2 separate regions of the Homo sapiens genome follow, and region 2 is linked to region 1. Evidence: chromatin loops called from intact Hi-C (ENCODE). Cell type or tissue: CD4-positive, alpha-beta T cell. All regions are shown on one strand. Links, peaks and the distances in the headings refer to the core of each region. The heading gives the core; the rest is flanking DNA. Region 1 has its middle 60 kb from the start of TAGAP-AS1. Region 2 overlaps LINC02901 (long intergenic non-protein coding RNA 2901).

Region 1 (8,671 bases), core at 2,625-6,624:
AGAAAGAGAGAGGGAAGAAAGAAAGGGAAGGGAAGGGGAGGGGAGAGGAGGGGAGGGGAGGGGAAGGGAGGGGAGGGGAGGGGAGGGGAAAGGAGGGGAGGGGAGGGGAGGGGAAGGGAGGGGAGGGGAAGGGAGGGGAGGGGAGGGGAAGGGAGGGGAGGGGAGGAAACAGAAGGGAAGGGAAGGGAAGGGGGAGGGGAGAGAAAAAAGGAGAAAGCAACAACAAAGGACATTATTGGGAAATTTGAATATAGACTATATTTTAGATATGAATATCATGAGTGTTAAATTTTCTGAGTTTGATAATTCTGCTATATTTATGTAAGATAATGTCTTTGTTCTTAAGACACATACACTGAAGTACTTAAAGGTAAGTCATCATGTCAGTAACATATTCTCAAATCTAATAATGTCGAAGAAATAAAAATACTAACAAGAATATGGAAAGAGAGAGGGGAAAAGAGAACTGGTAAAATCTTAATAGCAAAATTAGATGAAGGGTTTATGGGTATTCTCTGTGTTATTCTTGCAACTTTCCTGTAGACTTCAAATTTTTCAGCATAAAAGTTTAAAAGTATATAAGCTAAGTCAGTGCAAATGAAATAACAGTTTTAAATAACCCAAGGATCTAAGAATAAATATCAAGAGAACTGAGAAAATATCTTGAACTGAATGAAAATGAAAACACAACTTATTAAAATGTGTCTACTAAAGTTTATAGGAACATTTATAGCTTTAAACACTTGTAATAAAAAAGAAAGGTGTAAGATAAATTATCTAGGGCCCTCCCTAAGAAACTAGAAAAACAGGAGCAAATTAAACTTAAAGTTAAGAAAAGGAAGTAATAAAGATCAAAGCAGAAATTAACAAAGATGAAAGTATAATAACAACAGAAGACAGGATAATAATCAATAAAACCAAAAGTTATTTCAGCGGAAAAATAAAATTGAAAATTCTTTAGCTAGACTGATCAAGAAAAAAGAAGATACAATATCGGGGGAAAAAAGAGGAGGCATTTCTACAGATCCTACAGACACTAAAAGGATAATCAAAGTACTACTAATGAACAACTTAAAAGTATAATAGAATATTATAAACAATTTATGTCAACAAGTTTAACAAATTAGAAAGAACAAATTCCTGGAAAGATACAACTTATAATGCAAGAAGAAAATTTTAAAATCTGTATAAACTTATAGCAGTGAAAGCATTTGGCATTCAAAGAATAGCAAGGCCAGTGTGACTGGAACAGAGTGAACGAGCAGAAAAGTAGTAAAAGAAGAGATCGATATGGAATACAACACAGCCATAAAAAAGAACAAGATCATGTCCTTTGCAGCAACATAGATGCCATTGGAGGTCATTACCCTAAGCAAATTAATGCAGGAACAGAAAACCCAATACCACATGTTCTCATTTATAAGTGGGAGCTAAACATTGAGTAAACATGGATACAAAGAAGGGAATAATAGACACCAGGGCCTACTTGAGGGTAGAAGGTGGGAGGAGGATGAGAATCAAAACACTGCCTCTCAGGTAGTATGCTTATTACCTGGGTGACAAAATAATCTGTACACCAAACCCCTGTGATATGCAATTTACCCATATAACAAACCTGCACATGTACCCCTTGAACCAAAAATAAAAGTTGGAAAGGAAACAAATATTTTTTTTTAAATAAAGAAGAGCTCAAAGAGGTAATAGAACCTAATCATGTTGAGCATTGAGGATCATTTCAAGGACTCCATTGGCTTTCCTCTGGGTGCAATGCAGAGTTATTCCAAGATTTTTAGCAGAGGAATGACCCAATTTTTTTTAATGGGATGTCAGTATTACTAACTCCTTAATAAATAAATATTGTCAGCCAGGCACGGTGGCTCACGCCTGTAATCCCAGCACTTTGGGAGGCTGAGGCGGGCAGATCACGAGGTCAGGAGATCGAGACCATCCTGGCTAACACAGTGAAACCCTGTCTCAACTAAAAATACAAAAAAAAAAATTAGCCGGGCATGGTGGCAGGCGCCGGTAGTCCCAGCTACTCGGGAGGCTGAGGCAGGAGAATGGCATGATCCCGGAGGCAGAGCTTGCAGTGAGCCGAGATTGCACCACTGCACTCCAGCCTGGGGCACAAAGCCAGACTCTGTCTCAAAAAAAATAAATAAATAAAATAAAATAAAATAAATAATACTGTCCACAGGACAAAATTCCTACCAAATATCAAAGCAGAAAATCAAAACTGGTTATAGAAGCTGAGAGTTTGGGTCAACATGCTCTTCTTCCTGCCCTACTTGGGGGATTTTGAGCAGGAAGCAAAGATGGAGATCTGATTGCTCTCCTCTGAGTTAGTTATCAGTTGATACACATCCTGGAGGATGTGTATGTAAATATCCTTGGGTTATTTACAGGAAGGCAGCAGCCCTGCCATGGAAATTGCCACTGAGGCTGGTCCTGGGACCAACCTTGCTCAGCCCTGTCCTCCGCCCATCTGGTCCCTCCAGTCTGCACATAGCCTTCCAGTGTCCTAACCTCATCTCTGTCCAGGGAAACTCATCTTTATGTGGGGATCCTGAACAATTCTGTAGACTTTCTTTTTTTCTTGAGACAGGGTCTCATTCTGTCGCCCAGGCTGAAATGCAGTGGTGTGATCTCAACTCACTGCAACCTCCACCTCCTGAGTTCAAGTAATTCTCCTGCCTCAGCCTCCTGAGTAGCTGGGATTACAGGCATGCACCACCACGCCTGGCAATTTTTTGCATTTTTTAGTAGAGATGGGATTTCTCCATATTGGCCAGGCTGATCTCGAACTCCTGACCTCAGGTGATCTGCCGGCCTCGGCCTCCCAAAGTGCTGGGATTACAAGCATGAGCCACCACACCCAGCCAATTCTGTAACTTTTAATCATCTTAATTCAAATCATAGAAATCCAAGATTTCTAAATCCATTATTTCAGAAGGAGACATTTGTTACATTTGCCCAAATATAAGGTGATATTTTTCTGTCCAAATATGAAACCCAAGACAAAAATGCATATTTGTGACACAAAATCTTATATTTGTGACCTTATAAAACCCCTCATACAATAAAGATCAAATATGTGTCTTTTCAATTTGAATCAAAAGACAAAAACACTCTTGGGGATGTTCCCTTTAGGAAAATGCAGTTCTCCTTGTATATGAGACCCATGCTATCCACCTCATCCAGTTATCTTTCTTGGTTTATCAGTACCATGGGAAGCTTTGCCTTTAAAAATATGTGTTATTGGCCGGGCGCGGTGGCTCACGCCTATAATCCCAGCACTTTGGGAGGCTGAGGCGAGTGGATCACCTGAGGTCAGGAGTTCGAGACCAGCCTGATCAACATGGAGAAACCCCGTCTCTGCTAAAAATACAAAATTAGCCAGGCGTGGTGGCCATGTCTGCAATCCCAGCTACTCGGGAGTTTGAGACAGGAGAATCGCTTGAACCCGGGAGGCGGAGGTTGCCGTGAGCGGACATCGCCCGAGATAGTGCCATTGCACTCCAGCCTGGGCAATAAGAGCGAAACTCCATCTAAAAAAAAAAAAAAAAAAAAAAAAAAAAAAAAAATATATATATATATATATATATATATATATATATATATATATATGATTATTAGAATGATTATTCTCCCTAGCAAGAGTTAATCTTGAATTTCCTATTTGTGATTTTCCCAGTGTGTGCTTTCTAACAGGAAGCTAGTCTCATTTATTTTCTCATAATGACAACTTCATGATAAAGGCCTTGCCCAACAGAATTCAGATGTTACTTGATGTTACAAGTGTTACTTCAGGTGACACCTGATTGCCTTTGTCACCATTAGCATTTGGAGCACTAGTCAGGGAGACACTGATTTTACTCATTACCGCTTACATTTAAGACACAAAAAGAGCTAGCGCTATTTGATGAATTGTCAAAGGCAGGGAACTCGGGGAAATGATGGCGGAGGCCTTAGTCCCACGCCGGAGCGTTTGAGGTCTCACTGCCAGGAAAGAGAAGGAACTGTTCGAGCAGGAGGGCGATGGGAACGGTGTAGCGATCTGTGACCCAACTGAAAGAGGAAGGCAGTGGGCAGCAGTGGGCAGAAAGCGCGCCGGTGGCGCTGCAGCAGCCCGGAGTCGCCCGGAGGCTGACCCAGGTGGGAGTGCTGGGGCTGCATTTAATGAGGGTGTGCCCGCCCCTGCGCGGACGTTCCCCGCCCGTGTTCACTGCGTACTGGGTGCGAGGTCAGCAACACATTTTATGAGGGACCGACGGCCTGCTAGCTGCTGGGGGCAGGTAGGGAACAGTAAGGAGAGCAGTCAGCGGACCTCCTGAAAAGGGGCGGGAGCCATGCAGACAGCCCGCAAGAGTTTCCCAGGCAGAGGGGACTGTCGAGCCCCGGAGGTAGGGACAGATGCATCCAAGGGAACACAGATTGCCACACCGCCAGAGAACAGGAGAAAGGGCCTCGGGACAGCAAGCCACAGGACAGAGGGCTCGGGACAGTGGGCCATGGGAAGGACGTAGGGCAGAGGAGCACAGAGCTTGTCCCAGACACTGAGCCAGGCAAGGGGGACACAGAGAGGAAGTTCAACTCCTGGTGGACACCAGGAAGCCCAGGAGAAAAGCAGGACGTGCTCGGTGGTGGAGGGCGGGCGGGGCACCAAGGAATGGCCGCAGTGCCGGGGCCGCAGGTCTAGGAGGGAGCCCTGGACTACGACAGAGGATGAGGGAGCCTTCCAGAGAAGGCGGCAGGAGAAGGCCGAGGAGCGAAAGGGAGTGGGTTGGGTTCCCGGGAGCTGAGGCCCAGAGTGGGAGCCACAGCCGGGGGCCCCCAAGGGTGGAGCCCAGGGAAGGGAGATGCGAGGAGACTCCAGGGCGCTTTGACAGCGAGTGGGGCGTGTCCCCAAGGCAGCGGAGGAAGCTGCAGTGTCGTCCAGGAGTCGGAGTTTAGGAGGCGTGGCGCAGTCCTGGATTTGGTATAGTCACACTCATCAGAGCAGATCACAGCACAGGAGGAAATGAAAGACAGTGCCAAGTACCTACCGTGTCTTTGAGTTTGAAGGCTGACTGTGATTTCGCCCTCTAAGGGGTTCCTCTGCTTTCAGATTTTCTACAATGATTATGTACTTAGAGTGGAAAAAGAATGCTTTAAAATAATCAAACTCTGATTATGCACAAGCACTCAAATAGGAGCTGGAATCAGAGAAGAGAGAGACAGAAACGAAGCCAGTCTCAGAACAGAAAATTGACTACTTGTGCGGAATCCTGTCCACGGAGAACGTTGAACTTGGTTTCCAGTGCGGACTAAATGTGAGGGGCACTAGTTTCTGCGCCTGCTGCTCTCCCTACCTTCCTCCCTCCTTTTCACCTGCCGACTCCCGCTGGCCACAGTCTCAGCTGGGACTTCACTGCCCCGGAAGCCTGCAGGAGCTGCTCCCCGCCACGTGGCTCTGATCCTCTACTACTGTGCTGACCTGGGCCCCCACCTGCCCTCCCAGCTTCCTCTGGGCCACCTCCCAACAGGTGCCCTGTCTGTGATGGGCTCATCCGCAGGGGCCTCTGCTCAGAGAGTCCTTCCACCTCTCCTCAGGTCTAACTCAAAAGGCCCCAGCAAGAACCAATACCTCCTCTGTCTGACTTGCCTGTCTGCGCCACTAGAGCATAGTAGGGACATTTTATCCACTTTGATATCCTCAATAACCACCATACAGCAGATGCGCACTGTGGCTGAGGCAAGGGAGGGATACGGGGGGAAACTGAGTCTGGATCAGGTGGAACATCCAGATAGAAACGCAAAGCCGGGGGTCAAAGGCGAGGGCTTCAAACTTGGAAGGAAGGCAATGGCTAGAAATTAAGTGTTTGTTTGTTTGCTTGTTTGTTTTGTTTGTTTTTGAGACAGGATCTGGCTCTGTCACCCAGGATGGAGTGCAGCAGCATGATCACAGCTCACTGCAGCTTCAACCTCCCCAGGCTCTGGTGATTCTCCTACCTCAGCCTCCCTAGCTGGGACTACAGGCCTACACCACCATGGCTGGTTACATTTTGTATTTTTTGTAGAGACGGGGTTTCACCATGTTTCCCAGGCTGGTCTTGAACTCCTGGGCTCAAGCAATCTGCTCGCCTTGGCCTCCCAAAGTGCTGCAATTACAGGCATGAGCCACCGTGCCCAGCCAGAAATAAAAATTTGAATGTGAGTTAAATGAAGGGAAAGCAGAAACTATGAGTGTGACTAGTGTCCAGGGAGAGAATGAAGAGGATAAACCCATAACTTCCCCGCCCCAGTCAACAAGCATGTTGCAGCCATGAAATCCTGTGCCCCCAGGGCTGACAGGTCTGCAAGAGGACAAGTGACCCAAGGTAAACAAGTCACATTCCCTCACAGAGGAAGCTGGGATTTTGAAGACGGAAAGGAAGAAACAGACTGGCAATTGTTGACAAGTCACATTAACAGCAGCACACTAAAGACCCACAATTGTCCAGGTTTCTAGTGCCTTCCTAGGTCCTGCCCTTTTCAAAGTGCAGTTGTTCAAATGCCTTGAAATGCTTGGGCCAACTTCCAGTAAATTCCCTTTTCATTCAAAATAATTACAGAGTTGGTTTCTGATACCTGAAACCCAGACAACCTTAGCAATTACAACCAGATTACTCTGAAGCTAAAAAACATGAAATGCAATGAATGCAGAAATCTACGGGGAGAGAGTGACATCATGGTTGGTTGTAATAAGAGCTTCAATAGTCATTTAATGATCGTCTCTCTACCTCCTGCTATTATCTTCCCAGACAGAAATGGTTTAGTGATTCCCTTTGGAGAGCTGAAAGAATACTATAGCTATAGCTCAAATGTGATTTCCCATTCTGGTCAAATTTGGTTGACCAGAATGAAATCGGATTTTTTTTTTTTTTTTTTTTTTTTTTTGAGATGGAGTCTCGCTCTGTCGCTAAGGCTGGAGTGCAGTGGTGCAATCTCGGCTCACTGCAACCTCCGTCTCCCAGTTCAAGCAATTTTCCTGCCTCAGCCTCCTGAGTAGCTGGGATTACAGGCATGTGCCACCACACCTGGCTAATTTTTTTTTATTTTTAGTAGAGACAGGGTTTCGCCATATTGGCCAGGCTGGTCTCAAACTCCGGACCTCAGGTGATCCGCCTGCTTCAGCCTCCCACAGTGCTGGGATTACAAGAGTGAGCCACTGTACCTGACCTGTTTTTTTGGGTTTTTTTTGTTTGTTTGTTTGTTTTTCAGACGATCTCACTCTGTTGCCCAGGCTGGAGGGCAGTAGTGCAATCTCGGCTCATTGCAACCTCTGCCTCCCTGGTTCAAGTGATTCTCCTGCCTCAGCCTCCCAAGTAGCTGGGATTACAGGCATGCACCACCACACCTGGCTAATTTTTTTTGTATTTTTAGTGGAGATGGGGTTTCCCCATGTTAGCCAGGCTGGTCTCGAACTCCTGGCCTCAAGTGATCCGCTTGCTGCAGCCTCCGAAAGTGCTGGGATCACAGGCATGAACCACCACACCTGGCCTGATTATATTTTTAAAGGAATTGCTTCTTAAGAATGATAGTCTGGCCGGGCACGGTGGCTCATGCCTGTAATCCCAGCACTTTGGGAGGCCAAGGTGGACGGATCACCTGAGGTCAAGAGTTATAGACCAGCCTGGCCAACATGGCAAAACCCTGCCTTTATTAAAAATACAAAAAATTAGCCAGGCATGGTGGCGGGTGCCTGTAGTCCCAGCTACTCCGGAGGCTGAGGCAGGAGAATGGCGTGAACCTGGGAGGTGGAGCTTGCAGTGAGCCACTGCACTCCAGCCTGGGCAACAGAGTGAGACTCTGTCTCAAAAAAAAAAAAAAAAAAAAAAAAAATGGATGATAGTCTGACTTCTACGGATTCACATAAATAACAACAGGGGGATACAGCCCTTCTTATGTTGGGCAGCTGGTCACAAAATCATAGTGCTGTGGGCCTGTCTATTTTTGACAAAAGAAAGAGTTTCTATACATCGTTAAAATGCTTATGTATATTTACTGGATAAGAGGCATGAATTAGAACATTCTACCGAAAACGGATTGATTTTAGCATACTGGGTTTTCACAAATTATGACTGCATAATTATCGCTTTGTGGATCTCCACCAACTAAGTAAAGTTTGTGCCAGGTCAATCCTTTTGTCTACTAATCAATATCAATTTGTGAAACATTAAAAAACAAAGCAAATACTATTTAACAGAATATTTTTAAATTTATCACACTGAAAAAACACAACCTTTCTTATTTTCCAAGACAATCACCAGTCGGCCACTCCTCAGTAAAGGGAATTCCGGCAGTTTCCTGACTTGCCCAGAGTGAGAGTTATCTGGTTGCTTTTTAACCACCCAGCTCCCCCAGTGACTCTGATCAGTGGGCTTGGGATGGAGGCCAGGGACTTGTATCTTAACAGGTACCTGGGTGGTTGTCATCATCAAAAAAGCTGGGTTCCCCTATGGCTGTGACTGTGGCGTTCCTTCCCTGTTGTCCTGATGCTGCTGGCGTTGACAATGTGATTCTGCCACTGTTGAATTTGTGTTCTATAATATAAATTTGACTATCAGCCGGGCACAGTGGCTCACGCTTGTAATTCCAACACTTTGGAAGGCCAAGGCGGGAGGATCACTTGAGCCCAGGAGTTCGAGAC
Region 2 (8,671 bases), core at 3,001-7,000, 54 kb after region 1:
CCAGCTACTCAGGAAGCTGAGGTAAGAGGATGGCTTGAGCCCCAGAGGTCAGGGCTACAGTGAGTCGTGATCACACCACTGCACTCCAGCCTGAGTGACAGAGCAAAAACTTAAATAAAAATAAAAATAAAAAATCTGAAGACAAACTGATAAAACTGAAATGAGAAATGGATAAATCCACAATTATAAGTGGAGAGCTTAACCCTCCTCTCAGTAATCAATAGAACAGAAAATCAGCAAAGATACAGAACTAAAAATATCATAACCAATTAATCTGATTGATATTTGTAGAATATTTCACCTAATACATGCTTCCTAAATTTGGTATTTACCAAAAGAGACCATAGCCACCATGCCCAGCTAATTTTTGTATTTTAAGTAGAGATGGAATTTCACCATGTTGGCCAGGATGGTCTCGATCTTCTGACCTTGTGATCCACTCGCCTTGGCCTCCCAAAGTGCTAGGATTACAGTTTTGAGTCACCGCGCCCGGCCAATTTTTTTTTTTTTTTTTCTTTTTTGAGACGGAGTTTCACTCTGTCACCCAGTCTGGTGTGCAGTGGCACGATCTCAGCTCACTACAACCTCCGCCTCCCAGGTTCAAGCAATTCTCCTGCCTCAGCCTCCTGACTGGCTGGGACTACAGGTGCGTGCCACTACACCCAGCTATTTTTTGCATTTTTAGTAGAGACAGGGTTTTGCCACGTTGACCAGGCTGGTCTCGAACTCCAGACCTCAGGTGATCTGACCGCCTCAGCCTCCCAAACTGCTGGGATTATAGGCATGAGCCACTGCACCCACCTGTCAGGCCTCTGAGCCCAAGCTAAGCCATCATATCCCCTGCCACCTGCACGTATACATCCAGATGGCCTGAAGCAACTGAAGATCCACAAAAGAGGTGAAAATAGCCTTAACTGATGACATTCCAAAATTGTGATTTGTTTCTGCCCCACCCTAACTGATCAATGTACTTTGTAATCTCCCCCACCCTTAAGAAGGTTCTTTATAATCTCCCCGACCCTTAAGAAGGTTCTTTGTAATTCTCCCCACCCTTGAGAATGTTCTTTGTGAGATCCACCCCCTGCCCACAAAACATTGCTCCTAACTCCACCGCCCATCCCAAAACCTCTAAGAACCAATGATAATCCCACCGCCCTTTGCAGACTCTCTTTTCAGACTCAGCCCGCCTGCACCCAGGTGAAATAAACAGCCTTGTTGCTCACACAAAGCCTGTTTGGTGGTCTCTTCACACGAATGCGTGAGACATTTGGTGCCAAAGACCTGGGTCAGAGGGACTCCTTCAGGAGACCAGTCCCTTGTCCTCACCTTCACTCCGTGAAGAGATCCACCTATGACCTCAGGTCCTCAGACCAACCAGCCCAAGGAACATCTCACCAATTTCAAATTGGGTAAGCGGTCTTTTCACTCTCTTCTCCAGCCTCTCTCACTACGCTTCAATCCCCCTGTCCTTCCAATTCCAGTTCTTTTTCTCCTCTAGTAGAGACAAAGGAGACACATTTTATCGGTGGACCGAAAACTCTGGTGCCAGTCACGGACTTGGGAAGACAGCCTTCCCTTGGTGTTTAATCATTGTGGGGACGCCTGCCTGATTATTCACCCACATTCCACTGGTGTCTGATCACTGCAGGGATGCCTGCCTTGGTCATTCACCCACATTCCCTTGGTGGCAAGTCAACTGAAGGGATGCCTGCTTTGGCTGCTCACCCACATTGCAGCCCAGGGCTGCTCCCCACCCCGCTTCTCCGTGTCTCTACCCTTCCCACCCTTCTCTCTCTTTTTTTTTTTTTTTTGAGACGCAGTCTCACTCTGTGGCCCAGGCTGGAGTGCAGTGGCTCCATCTCAGCTCACTGCAAGCTCCGCCTCCCGGGTTCACGCCATTCTCCTGCCTCAGCCTCCCGAGTAGCTGGGACTACAGGCACCCACCACCATGCCTGACTAATTTTTATTTTGTATTTTTAGTAGAGATGGGGTTTCACTGTGTTAGCCAGGATGGTCTCAATCTCCTGACCTCAGGATCCGCCTGCCTCAGCCTCCCAAAGTGCTGGGACTACAGGTGTGAGCCACCGCGCCCGGCCTCTACACTTCTCTTTAAACTTGCCTCCTTCACTATGGGCAACCTTCCACCCTCCATTCCTCCTTCTTCTCCCTTAGCCTGTGTTTTCAAGAACTTAAAACCTCTTCAACTCTCACCTGACCTAAAATCTAAGCGTCCTATTTTCTTCTGCAATACCGCTTGGCCCCAATACAAACTCGATAATGGTTCTAAATGGCCAGAAAATGGCACTTTTGATTTCTCCATCCGAGACCTAATTTTTGTCGAAAAATGGGCAAATGATCTGAGGTGCCTTACATCCAGGCATTTCTCACGCTTCGTTCCCTCTCTAGTGTCTGTTTCCAGTGCGACTAGTCCCAAATCCTCCTTCTTTCCCTCCCGCCTATCCCTTAAGTCTCAACCCCAAGCATCACTGAGTCTTGTGAATCTTTCTTTTCTACTGAGCCATCTGACCCCTCACCTCCTCCCCAGACTGCTCCTCCTCAGCTCGCTCCCCGCCAGGCTAATCAGCCTCCAACTCTTCTTCAGCCTCTGCTCCCCCACCCTATAACCCTTCTATTACCTCCCTCCCCACACCCGGTCTAGTTTACGGTTTCGTTCTGTGACCAGCTCTCCCCCACCTGCCCAACAATTTCCTCTTAGAGACGTGGCTGGAGCTGAAGGCATAGTCAGGGTACATATGCCTTTTTCTCTATCGGACCTTTCCCAAATCAGCCAGCGTTTAGGCTCTTTCTCATCAGACCCCACTAAATGTGCACAGGAATTCCGATATCTAACTCTGTCCTACAAGTTAACCTGGAGTGACTGAAGTGTCATCCTAATTTCTACCCCTCCCCAGATGAACGGGAAAGTTTTTCTCTAGCCCAGTCTCGTGCTGATAACCGCCGGCTTCATGAGCCAGACCTCCTGGAAGGCATTAGAGCAGTTCCCCGAGAGGATCCCCAGTGGAACTATCAGGCAGATTCCCCAGGTACAGCTGGGCAAGATTACATGGTTTCCTGCCTAGTTGAAGGGCTTAAAAAGGCAGCTTACAAAGCTGGTAATTATGACGAACTTAAGGAAACTACCCGAGGTAAAGACGAAAACCCAGCCCAGGTCATGGCCCGCTTGGCAGCTACCCTTAGACGCTTTACCGCCCTAGACCCACAGGGGCCAGAAGGCCGCCTTATTCTCAATATACGTTTTATCACCCAGTCAGCTCCTGACATGAGAAAAAAGCTTCAAAAATTGGAACCCGGCCCTCAAATCCCACAACAGGAATTAATCAACCTCGCCTTCAAGGTGCACAATAATAGAGAGGAGGTAGCCAGACAGCAACACATTTCTGAGTTACAGCTACTTGACTCCTCTGGAAGACAACCCACAACCACGTCTCCAGCATACAAGAACTTCAGGACATCCAAGCCACAGCTCCCAGGGGTTCTTCAAAACATCCTCGTGGACCTTGCTTCAAATGCCAAAAGCCTGGCCACTGGGCCTCAGAATGCCCACAGCCTGGGATTCCTCCTAAGCCATGCCCTGTCTGTGCGGGCCCCCACTGGAGGTCGGACTGTCCGACTCACATCACTGCCACTCCTAAAGCCCCTGGAGCCCAAACCCAATGTTCCTTGGCCGACTCCTTCCCAGATCTCCTCGGCTTAGCAGCTGAAGACTGACGCTGCCCAATCGCCTCAGAAGCCCCCTGGACCATCCCAGACGCCAAGCCTCGGTAACACTTACAGAAGAGAGTACGTCCGTCCCCTGTTTAATCAATATGGGGGCTACCCACTCCACATTATCTTCTTTTCAAGGGCCTGTTTCCCTTGCCCCCATAACTGTTGTGGGTATTGCCGGCGAAGCTTCAAAACCTCTTAAAATTCCCCCACTCTGGTGCCAACTTGGACAACATTCTTTTATGCACTCTTTTTTCAGTTATCCCCACCTGCCCAGTTCCCTTATTAGGCCAAGACATTTTAACCAAATTATCTGCTTCCCTGATTATTCCTGGACTACAGCCACATCTCATTGCCACCCTTCTTCCCAACCCAAAGCCTCCTTCATGTCTTCCTCTCGTATCCCCCAACCTTAACCCACAAGTATGGGATACCTCCACTCCCTCCCTGGCAACTGATCACACGCCCATTACTATCCCATTAAAACCTAATCACCCTTACCCCACTCAATGCCAGTATCCCATCCCACAGCAGGCTTTAAGGGGATTAAACCTGTTATCACTCGCCTGCTACAGCATGGGCTTCTACAACCTATAAGCTCTCTTTACAATTCTCCCATTTTACCTGTTCAAAAACCAGACAAGTCTTACAGGTTAGTTCAGGATCTGCGCCTTATCAATGAAATTGCCTTGCCTATCCACCCCATGGTGCCAAACCCATATACTCTCCTATCCTCAGTACCTCCCTCCACAACACCTTCTGTTCTAGATAAACCTGGCTGACCCCATAAATCCTAAATCCTTTCCCCACTCCCCTTTCCATTCCTTAAAAAACAGCCCTAAAAGCTGCTCCCGCACTAGCTCTCCCTAACTCATCCCAACCCTTTCATTACACACAGCCAAAGTACAGGGCTGTGTGGCCAGAATTCTTACACAAGAGCCGGGACCCGCCCTGTAGCCTTTTTGCCCAAACAACTTGATCTTATTGTTTTAGGCTGGCCATCATGTCTCCGTGCAGCGGCCGCCGCCACCCTAATACTTTTAGAGGCCCTCAAAATCACAAACTATGCTCAACTCACTCTCTACAGTTCTCATAACTTCCAAAATCTATTTTCTTCCTCACACCTGACACGTATACTTTCTGCTCCCCGGCTCCTTCAGCTGTACTCACTCTTTGTCGAGTCTCCCACAGTTACCATTGTTCCTAGCCCAGACTTCAATCCGGCCTCCCATGTTATTCCTGATACCACACCTGACCCCCATGACTATATCTCTCTGATCCACCTGACATTCACCCCATTTCCCCATATTTCCTTCTTTCCTGTTCCTCACCCTGATCACATTTGGTTTATTAATGGCAGTTCCACCAGGCCTAATTGCCACTCACCAGCAAAGGCAGGCTATGCTATAGTATCTTCCACATCTATCGTTGAGGCTACCGCTCTGCCCCTCCACTATCTCTCAGCAAGCCGAACTCATTGCCTTAACTTGAGCCCTCACTCTTGCAAAGGAATTACGTGACAATATTTATACTGACTCTAAATATGCCTTCCAGATCCTGCACCACCATGCTGTTATACAGGCTGAAAGAGGTTTCTTTACTACGCAAGGGTCTTCCATCATTAATGCCTCTTTAATAAAAACTCTTCTCAAGGCCACTTTACTTCCAAAGGAAACTGGAGTCATACACTGCAAGGGCCATCAAAAGGCATCAGATCCCATTGCTCAGGGCAATGCTTATGCTGATAAGGCAGCTAAAGAAGCAGCTAGCATTCCAATTTCTGTCCCTCATGGCCAGTTTTTCTCCTTCTCATTGGTCACTCCTATTTACTCTCCTACTGAAGTTTCCACCTATCAATCTCTTCCCACACAAGGCGAATGGTTCTTCGACCAAGAAAAATATCTCCTTCCAGCCTCACAGGCCCATTCTATTCTGTCGTCATTTCATAACCTCTTCCATGTAGGTTACAAGCCACTAGCCTGCCTCTTAGAACCTCTCATTTCCTTTCCATCGTGGAAATCTATCCTCAAGGAAATCACTTCTCAGTGTTCCATCTGCTACTCAACTACCCCTCAGGGGTTGTTCAGACCCCTCCCTTCCCTACACATCAAGCTCGAGGATTTGCCCTGCCCAGGACTGGCAAATTGACTTTACTCACATGCCCCAAGTCAGGAAACTAAAATACCTCTTGGTCTGGGTAGACACTTTCACTGGATGGGTAGAGGCCTTTCCCACAGGATCTGAGAGGCCACCGCGGTCATTTCTTCCCTTTTGTCAGACATAATTCCTCGGTTTGGCCTTCCCACCTCTATACAGTTCGATAACGGACCGGCCTTTATTAGTCAAATCACCCAAGCAGTTTCTCAGGCTCTTGGTATTCAGTGGAACCTTCATACCCCTTACCATCCCCAATCTTCAGGAAAGGTAGAACAGACTAATGGTCTTTTAAAGACATGCCTCACTAAGCTTAGCCTCCAACTTAAAAAGGACTGTACAGTACTTTTATCTCTTGCCCTTCTCAGAATTAGAGCCTGTCCTCAAGATGCTACAGGGTACAGTCCATTTGAACTTTTATATGGACGCACTTTCTTACTCGGCCCCAACCTCGTCCCAGACACCAGCCCTCTAGGTGACTATCTTCCAGTCCTCCAACAGGCTAGACAGGAAATTCACCAGGCTGCTAATCTTCTCTTGCCTACTCCAGATTCCCAGCCATATGAAGACACCCTAGCTGGATGATCAGTTCTTGTTAAGAATCTGACCCCTCAAACTCTACAACCTCGATGGACTGGACCCTACTTAGTCATCTATAGTACCCCAACCACGATCCGCCTGCAGGACCCTCCCCATTGGGTTCACCATTCCAGAATAAAGCTGTGTCCGTCAGCCAGACAGCCTGATATATCCTCTTCCTCCTGGAAGTCGCAAGTACTCTCCCCTACTTCCCTTAAACTCACTCACATTTCTGAAGAACAATAATAACCCTTATGAGCCTAATACATCCCTTCATTCTATTAGGCCTATCCATCCTTACCCTACCCTTTGCAACAGAGCTTTGTGCAGTCACCCCCACTATTTGGACTGTGCCCCAAAAACTTGTCATCCCTACTGTATTCTCAACTACTCATAAATGACCTGCTCTTGTTTACACTGCCGGTTTACACTGTTTCTCCAAGCCATCACAGCTGTTATCTCCTGGTGCTATCCCCAAACCACCACTCTTGACTCCCTCTTGGAGCAGGTAGATGATCTTTGGTGGCAGGGCACACTCCAATACTTCCACCCTGATGAAGTTCTATTCTTTGCTTTTATACTCCCTCTTATTCTCATTCCCATTCTTATGCCACTCTCTACCCCTCCCTAGTTACCTCCAGCATCTCCAGCACACTATCAATCTCACCCACTCTCTTCTCACTGCCTTCAATCCTCCAATCCTCCTCTAGCAAAGAATTGTTGGCTATGCATTTCCCTTTCTTCCTGCTTTTTTTTTTTTTTTTTTGAAGCGGAGTCTCGCTCTGTCGCCCAGGCTGGAGTGCAGTGGCAGCAATCTTGGCTCACTGCAAGCTCCGCCTCCCAGGTTCATGCCATTCTCCTGCCTCAGCCTCCCAAGTAGCTGGGACTGCAGGTGCCTGCTACCACGCCCGGCCAATTTTTTGTATTTTTAGTAGAGATGGGGTTTCACCGTGTTAGCCAGGATGGTCTCGATCTCCTGACCTCATGATCCACCCGCCTCAGCCTCCCAAAGTGCTGGGATTCCAGGCGTGAGCTACCGCGCCCGGCCTCTTCCTGCTTTTACACAGCCATCCCCGCTCTACAGGCCAACTTGGCTACCTGTTCCATCTCCCTGCACCTCAGAACCTCCTTTAATAGCCCTCATCTATACCTGCCTGAGGAAATTCTTTACTTTCTAGACAGATTTGGTGAGAACTCCCCAGACATTTCACACCAACAAGCTGCCACACTTCTCCGCATCTACTTACGGCACCTTTCTCCTTATGTCAATTCCACCCCCACCCCATATTTGGACCCCTGACCACACAAACAACCATCCCTGTTGCCACTCCTTTATGCTTCTCCCGACAACAGCCTGCTGGAATCCCTTTAGGCAACCTTCTTCTGTCCAAATGTTCCTTTACTCTTTATCTCCAGAACCCAGCCACACACATAACCAAACAGATGGGAGCATTCCAACTTCACATTACTGATAAGCCCATTACTGACAAACTAAAACACATTGGCAGTCACTATTGTTTAGGAAGACACATACCCTGCATCTCACTCCATCCTGGGCTACCCTCCCCCTGCTCGTCTGAATCTCCTCCTAGCCCCTCCTCTTGCTTGCTTATACCCAGCCCCATGAATAGCAGTGAAAGGTTACTTGTAGACACTATGCGCTTTCTCATACACCATGAGAACCGAACCCCTCCCTTTACGCAGTCGCACCATCAACCCCCATTACAACCTCTAACGGCTGCTGCCCTTGCTGGATCTCTAGGATTTGGGGTGCAGGATTCCTCTTTCAGTACACCCTCTCACCTTTTCACTTTACATTTCCAGTTCTGCCTGACACAAGGTCTCTTCTTTTTATGTGGCTCTTCCACCTACATGTGCCTACCTCCCAACTGGACAGGCACATGCACTCTAGTCTTCCTTACCCCCAAAATCCAGTTTGCAGATGGGAACAAACTACTGCCTGTCCCCCTCATGACATCAACACGACAAGAAAGAGTCATCCCACTAATCCCTTTGCTTGTGGGTCTAGGACTTTCTGCCTCCACTATTGCACTTGGAACTGGAATAGCAGGCATCTCAACCACTGCCACAACATTCCACAGCCTCTCTAATGACTTCTCTGCTAGCATTACAGATATATCACAAACTTCATCTGTTCTCCAAGCACAGATTGACTCTTTTAGCTGTAGTTGTCCTCAGAACCTCCAAGGCC

The links. Peaks named below come from ENCODE experiments on the same cell type or tissue, not always from the same donor. Only the 100,000 strongest peaks of a DNase experiment are listed, where the experiment ranks them.
Region 2: a loop joins it to region 1, with 1.8 times the contacts of the local background. A loop is called at or near these places in 2 of 110 quality-filtered maps.

The regions. Positions count from the first base shown.
Region 1 is chr6:158,935,196-158,943,866 of GRCh38, reverse strand. No RefSeq gene overlaps it. Among named protein-coding and RNA genes, the nearest start is that of TAGAP-AS1, 60 kb to the left of the region's middle. RefSeq lists a silencer at 7,529-7,631. In CD4-positive, alpha-beta T cell, for the core only: no CTCF peak of the experiment used is centred there; DNase peaks (open chromatin) are centred at 4,056 and 4,936; H3K4me3 peaks cover 1,310 bases; H3K27me3 peaks cover 249 bases.
Region 2 is chr6:158,881,347-158,890,017 of GRCh38, reverse strand. All of the region lies in intron 1 of LINC02901 (long intergenic non-protein coding RNA 2901), which reads right to left. Among named protein-coding and RNA genes, the nearest start is that of LINC02901, 16 kb to the right of the region's middle. RefSeq lists a silencer at 3,015-3,215. In CD4-positive, alpha-beta T cell, for the core only: no CTCF peak of the experiment used is centred there; no DNase peak of the experiment used is centred there.